Regions from separate parts of the Homo sapiens genome. Here region 2 is linked to region 1. A link is a contact called in ENCODE Hi-C or POLR2A ChIA-PET data. All regions are on one chromosome and are shown on one strand. Each heading gives the region's core, a stretch centred on a gene start or an enhancer-like site at or near the end of the contact. The rest is flanking DNA. Distances are from core to core; before and after follow the strand shown. Region 1 has its middle 10 kb from the start of IRF2BP2. Region 2 has its middle 17 kb from the start of LINC03108.

Region 1 (2,723 bases), core at 94-2,593:
CTGTATGTGTGAGCTGCAAAACAGAAAAAAGCTGTTGAGAGTCTTAGCCCAGGCTAAGAGCCCATTACCCCCATTTTGTTATTTCTGCCTGCAAACAGCAGTTCAATTAGCTTTTCTGGTGATAAAAGATAAAGATTTATTGTACCCCATATACAATTGAAATCAGAATTTCACAGGAGGGTCACAGTCATTAGAGAAGTTTTGGAATACTATTCTCCTAATAAGCACCATATGGGTTGTTGCTGTTATAATTTAACACCTACTAAGCAGGCATCTCATTCTAGGCTTTGAACAGCTGAGAGGCTAGCTCCTACCTTTTGTGCAGCTTAAAGTCAAAGCCACAGGTAGGAAATGTCACTTTGCTTGGTTCAAGACACGTATTGACAAGAGTTAACCACGAGTTTGTTTCCTTCCAGTTTATCTTACAAACCACAGTAAAATTCTGACATAGGAACACAGTCCGAAGTCCAAAGTGCTTTCGCACAATAAGTTCATTATGCCCAGCGTGCAATTCATGCATCAAGGGGGCCGCCGGACCCCATTATCTTTATACAAATCAAGAGGCCAGTTGGAACAAGGAGGCTGGTCAGAATGGTCAAATTGTAGTTTTTCCCTTTCTTTTTTAAAAAATTTATTTTTTCACTTTGTATCGTTGTTCAGAATGGCACTTTTTAAAAGGAAGAAAGCCTCCAGCCCTGCCAAGCTCTGTTTACTCCACGGGAAGGAAAGGGGAGGAGGCTCCCTCACTCTCCAACAGCCTGGAGCCCACAAGGAGCCCTTGCTGCGGTTTCCAAGGCGGCCCCCTGACTTGCGCCGCGCCTCTATTCTAGAACTTTTCCCGGGCTGGAGCAGCGCAGTCTCCGCGCGCCCGGCTCTGCGCACGTGGAGCCGCGCGACCCCGGGCGGGGCGGGGCGGGGCGGGGCGGAACGGAACGGAACGGGACGGGACGGGACGGGGCGGGGCGCGGGCCCGGAAACGGGAAACGGCCCGGTGCGCCCCGCCCCTCCGCTCCGCCGCCCAGTCCTGGCCCCGAGCGCCAGGCCAAGCCAGCGCGCCAGCTGCCGGGCTATAATTAGAGGGACCGCAGCCCGGGCCCGGCCACCTCCTCGCGCCCCCCGCCCGCGTTCCCGGGGAAGAATGTGCGAGTGCGCGCGAGGGCCCGAGTGCGCCGCCGCCGGCGCGCTCTCTGGAGCAGAGACCGCGTGGTGAACCAAATAAAGTAAAAGGTCTGGCTCCTGCTGGGCGAGGCCGAGCGAGGAACGTGCGCGCCAGAGCAGGGGTGTGGCGAGCCCTCGGTGGCCCAGAAAAGATCAAACGCGCGTCAGCAGCAGCCGTGGCTGCCGCCTGCAAGGGTCCCTGACGCGGGCCGGGCTGTACAGGGTGGATTTTCTAAGTTGGAGATGGCGCATGACAAGAGCTGCCCCAAATCAAATGTCACTCCCTTTTTGGAAATCATGATGCTGCTTTTTTTTTTTTTTTTTGGCTGCAGCTATAATAAGCCAAATGTTCCGTGCTGGTGAAGTAAACACGCGTGTTTAAGAAGCATCTGTGTTAGCACTAATGGATGGTGCATGCTAATAAAAATGTATTTATTAAGCAAACCTCAGGACATGCCCCTATGGGAACTGCCCAGAGTACTGTTAACAACTGACTGCCTGAAAATGAGTTTACTTTCTATCAAGAAACTTTTATTTAAATTTGAAGAAAAAAGTTTTTCTTTGATCATAGCATTGTTGTGCACCTGAGGTTCTACCCAATTAGTTAACTGCTAATTTTTATTAATTATTCCCTTTAATACTCTGCAGTATTTTCTCAAAAAATGAACAGCATGACCCCTGTCACTTTAAAAAACTGACATTAAACTATTTCTCCATCACCAGCCTTGGAGTTGGGGGGGCAGGGTGCTGGCTACCAGAAGTAGCAACTAGATTGTGGAATAAGTATTGTGTAATAGTTTTAGTGATTGTTTAAAAGTGAATGAACCGGTGAATGGATAGGAGGCTAGAAAAAAAAAAAAAAGCCTTGCTTCAGGCTTGTGAATTCCTAGACACAACCCTACCCAAAGACTTCCTTCACCAACATATTTTTCTTTCTAGATAATAGGCACAAAAACCATTTAGAAGTTTGAGATGGAAATCATGCAATGCACTCTGCTCTTTATATATGTTACTGAGGAATCTGGAAGCTTTTCCGGGTTGAAATGCAATTCCTAGGAAATTATTCTTGCTCTTTTCCTGTGGCTGTTTTTAACACAGCAGCAATGCAATTTCAGTGGCTCTGCTCCTTCACAAAGACCTTTGAGAGGGAACTATGCTGAGAGATGCAAATTCAAGGTTTTCTGAAAACACCTCAGAATTGTCCAGTTCTGCCCCCAGATAAAACCACTAGAATAAAGGTCAGGAAATCTCCAGATGTTCTTGGGACTTGCGCAGTCATCTCAGGTAATTCAATTAGCTTTTGTGTCTGTTTTGCAATTATTAAAAAAAAATATAGGCCAGGCACAGTGGCTCACGCCTGTAATCCCAGGACTTTGGGAGGCCGAGGCGGGTGGATCACCTGAGGTCAGGAGTTTGAGATCAGCCTGGCCAACATGGTGAAACCCTGTCTCTACTATATATACAAAAATTAGCTGGGCGCCGTGGTGCATGCCTGTAATCCCAGCTACTTGGGAGGCTGAGGCAGGAGAATCACTTGAACCTGGGAAGCGAAGGTTGCAATGAGC
Region 2 (2,700 bases), core at 119-2,618, 400 kb before region 1:
CCAACCCCTAGAGGAAGAACAGAGGCCCAAAGGAGAAGACCGGGGGTGGGATCCAGGCGGTGCTACTGTTACTATTTCTCATGGCAAGTCTCTTGACCTTATGACTACAGGTGAGCCTCCGCGACTCTTCCAACTCCCAGAGCAGCCTGAGGATCAAAGGTGCCTGTTAGTAGCCACTCCTTTAGGGCGGGCGGGGGCCAGGAAGAAGCCGTGACTCACAGGTACTGCCTGCTGGAGGGCTCTTTCTCTGCAGCAAATTGCTCTGGTGGAGAATTATAGGTGTGGAAGAGACTAACCTTAAAGGCTACAACTTTATAGGGTGTGAATAAAGGCTGACGCATGGTGCTTCCTAACAAAATAAGGGGAAGCTCCAGCTCCTGACCTCATCCAGAGAGGTCTTGACTTGTTCAGCGGGGCTTGGGTTGCTGGCGTTGCCTGGGATGCAGGCGGCACAATACCAGAGACCTAGGAGCAAATGAGAAACCCAGGCGCCAGGCCAGGAGAACAGGGCCTCGTCTTTCGGAAGATCTGGATACGTGCAGGCTCTGCACTTTCTTTGCTTTGAGACAACTGACTCCTGCAATTCCAATCACACAGGGACAACTGGGGAGGGACAGCTGTGTCCTTGCTATTTCAGGCATGTTGAGAACGTCCAGAAGGAAAATAATCTCTCATTCTCTCATGTTCCCCCACCCCAAAACATACACAAACCTATCGGGGCTGTGAGCCTCTCTGGCAAGATCTCTGGAGGTATCTGTACTCTGCCTTGTTTTATTGGCATTGATGACACGTCTTCCTGGCAAACCTGTATCATTCATTACAGCAGAACATAGGTTCTAGTGTCGTTACTGGAAGAAAATGATTCCTCCCTTCATTGCTCTAGTCTGCTGGACACAGTGTGGGGACTGATTGAAGAGACAGAAACCCCCGAGAAACAGGCCCCAGTTTCAGGCCAGAGCTGCAGGGTTGGGTCTCTCGGCTCATTGTGCAGGAGGAAGAGGAAGAGGGGGGAGAAGGCAGCCATCTGGTTTCCTTGGAAATCACACGGGAAGGTTAGAAGATGGGAGTCCAGGAGATGGAGTGTGGAAGTTTCTGCACCCAGTTCCGAAGCCCAGACTGTGAAGGGAATAGTTATGTTTCTTCTGGAAGCAGCCAGCACACAGTCCCAGAAGGAATCAGAACTGCTGTACAGATTTTTCCTGAAGGGGAGGACTGCCTGCCGCTAACGTCAGCAAGGAGAGACTACCTTGTTCCTCTGAAACCGAGTCAGCTTGCGGAGCTGAGTCAGAGGGAATGTTGTTGCTCACCCTGGAGCAGGGCCAGGATGTGAGGGCTGGACTTTGCTAAAAATAAGCCATTCATGTTTGGACATCATGCTCTGTCTCCTCGGATCCCTGGCATCTGGCGCTGTGCCATGTCCCGTGGCGCCCTGTGGTGTCCTGTGGGTTGAAGCCAGGGGCTGACTCAGGACCAGGATGTTCTCTGGACTCTTTTTCTGCTGGGTTGGGTGCAGCGGAGGCAATGCTTGGTGATGAGTTTTCGCCATCGCAGCTCTGGACCATGCCAAGGGCAGAGGCTGTAGTGGGAGACAGAGCTGGAAGAAGTTGCTGCTCAGGCGGGGGCCCACCCAAGGATGTCACTGGGGTCTGTTCCTCTGAGGGGCTGTCTTTCCTGGCCCTTTGTTGCCCCAACACCCCAGAAGCCAAGATATTTCCCTGACACAGCCCTTCCTAAAGCTGACACCTTTCACCAGCTATTAGGGAGTGGAGGAAGTGAGCAACTGTTTCTCCCAATAAAAAGAACTTTAAGGTGTACTCATTATTTAAAAATCAAACACAAAAAGAAAATATAAGGAAGAAAAAACACCGTCTATTATCTTCCTTCTCCCATAACTTTCTAGAGGAAAGATACATAGTTTTCAATGCACATTTTTGTATGCACGTTCAGGTGAATACATTTTGCTTTGATAAAAATGGGATTGTGTTAACATTTTCCAACTAATTTTCTTACTTTTTAAGAGATCATGGGCTTTTCGTAGCCATAATTACAGACTTACAGGATCGTTTAATAGCTTCATTTAGAGGAAGCATAATTTAACCTAGGCGTCGACAAACTTTTCCTGTAAATGGCCAGATAGTAAATATTTTTGGTTTTGTGGGTCAGATGGTCATTGCTGCAAACACTCAACTCTGTTATTGTAGCTCCAAATTGGTCAAAGACGTAAATGACCAGGTGTGGCTATGTTCCAATAAAACTTTATTCACAAAATAGGTCCTAGACTGGGTTTTGGCCCACTGGCCCACTTGCAGACCTGTGATTTAAACTGTCACCTACTGATGGGCATTTAAGAAGTTTCCAATGTTTTGCTATTAAAAACTGAGCCGAGATGGCGCCATTGCACTCCAGCCTGGGCGATAAAGCAAGACTCCGTCTCAAAACAACACAAAACAAAAAAACAGCACATAAATATGCCTTTGCGTGTATATGTATATGAGCAGGTGTATATTTGTATATATGCATATGTATACATACACACATAGTATATACATATATATGATTTATATATAAACAGGATTAATACACAGATATATGGTGTATATCTATGTGTGTGCGTATATATATACATATATACATATATATATACCTATATATACCCATATACCTATATACACATATATATACCTATATATACCCATATAC

The links. A loop is a pair of places that touch in the nucleus more often than their neighbours do. ChIA-PET counts read pairs that join two places held with the same protein, here RNA polymerase II (POLR2A). Pooled maps may share reads with other maps.
Region 2: a map of gastrocnemius medialis shows a loop between it and region 1 (2.7-fold over the local background). The contact joins two enhancer-like sites. A Hi-C loop is called at or near these places in 21 of 168 maps with a recorded cell type or tissue (CD14-positive monocyte, OCI-LY7, Right ventricle myocardium superior and 12 more) and 13 of 50 pooled maps. POLR2A ChIA-PET finds 5 or more read pairs at or near these places in 18 of 52 experiments (AG04449, B cell, BJ and 14 more).

What each region holds. Positions count from the first base shown.
Region 1 is chr1:234,598,436-234,601,158 of GRCh38, reverse strand. No RefSeq gene overlaps it. Among named protein-coding and RNA genes, the nearest start is that of IRF2BP2, 10 kb to the left of the region's middle. RefSeq lists silencers at 258-307, 708-1,237 and enhancers at 781-1,294, 1,295-1,808. Within about 2 kb of position 1,343, at least 40 of the 41 ENCODE cell types and tissues checked have a DNase peak (open chromatin) inside an H3K27ac peak, as active enhancers do; they include HCT116, adrenal gland, endothelial cell of umbilical vein and 6 more, where a contact is called at or near this core.
Region 2 is chr1:234,996,119-234,998,818 of GRCh38, reverse strand. No RefSeq gene overlaps it. Among named protein-coding and RNA genes, the nearest start is that of LINC03108, 17 kb to the right of the region's middle. RefSeq lists an enhancer at 1-882. Within about 2 kb of position 1,368, at least 33 of the 41 ENCODE cell types and tissues checked have a DNase peak (open chromatin) inside an H3K27ac peak, as active enhancers do; they include HCT116, adrenal gland, endothelial cell of umbilical vein and 6 more, where a contact is called at or near this core.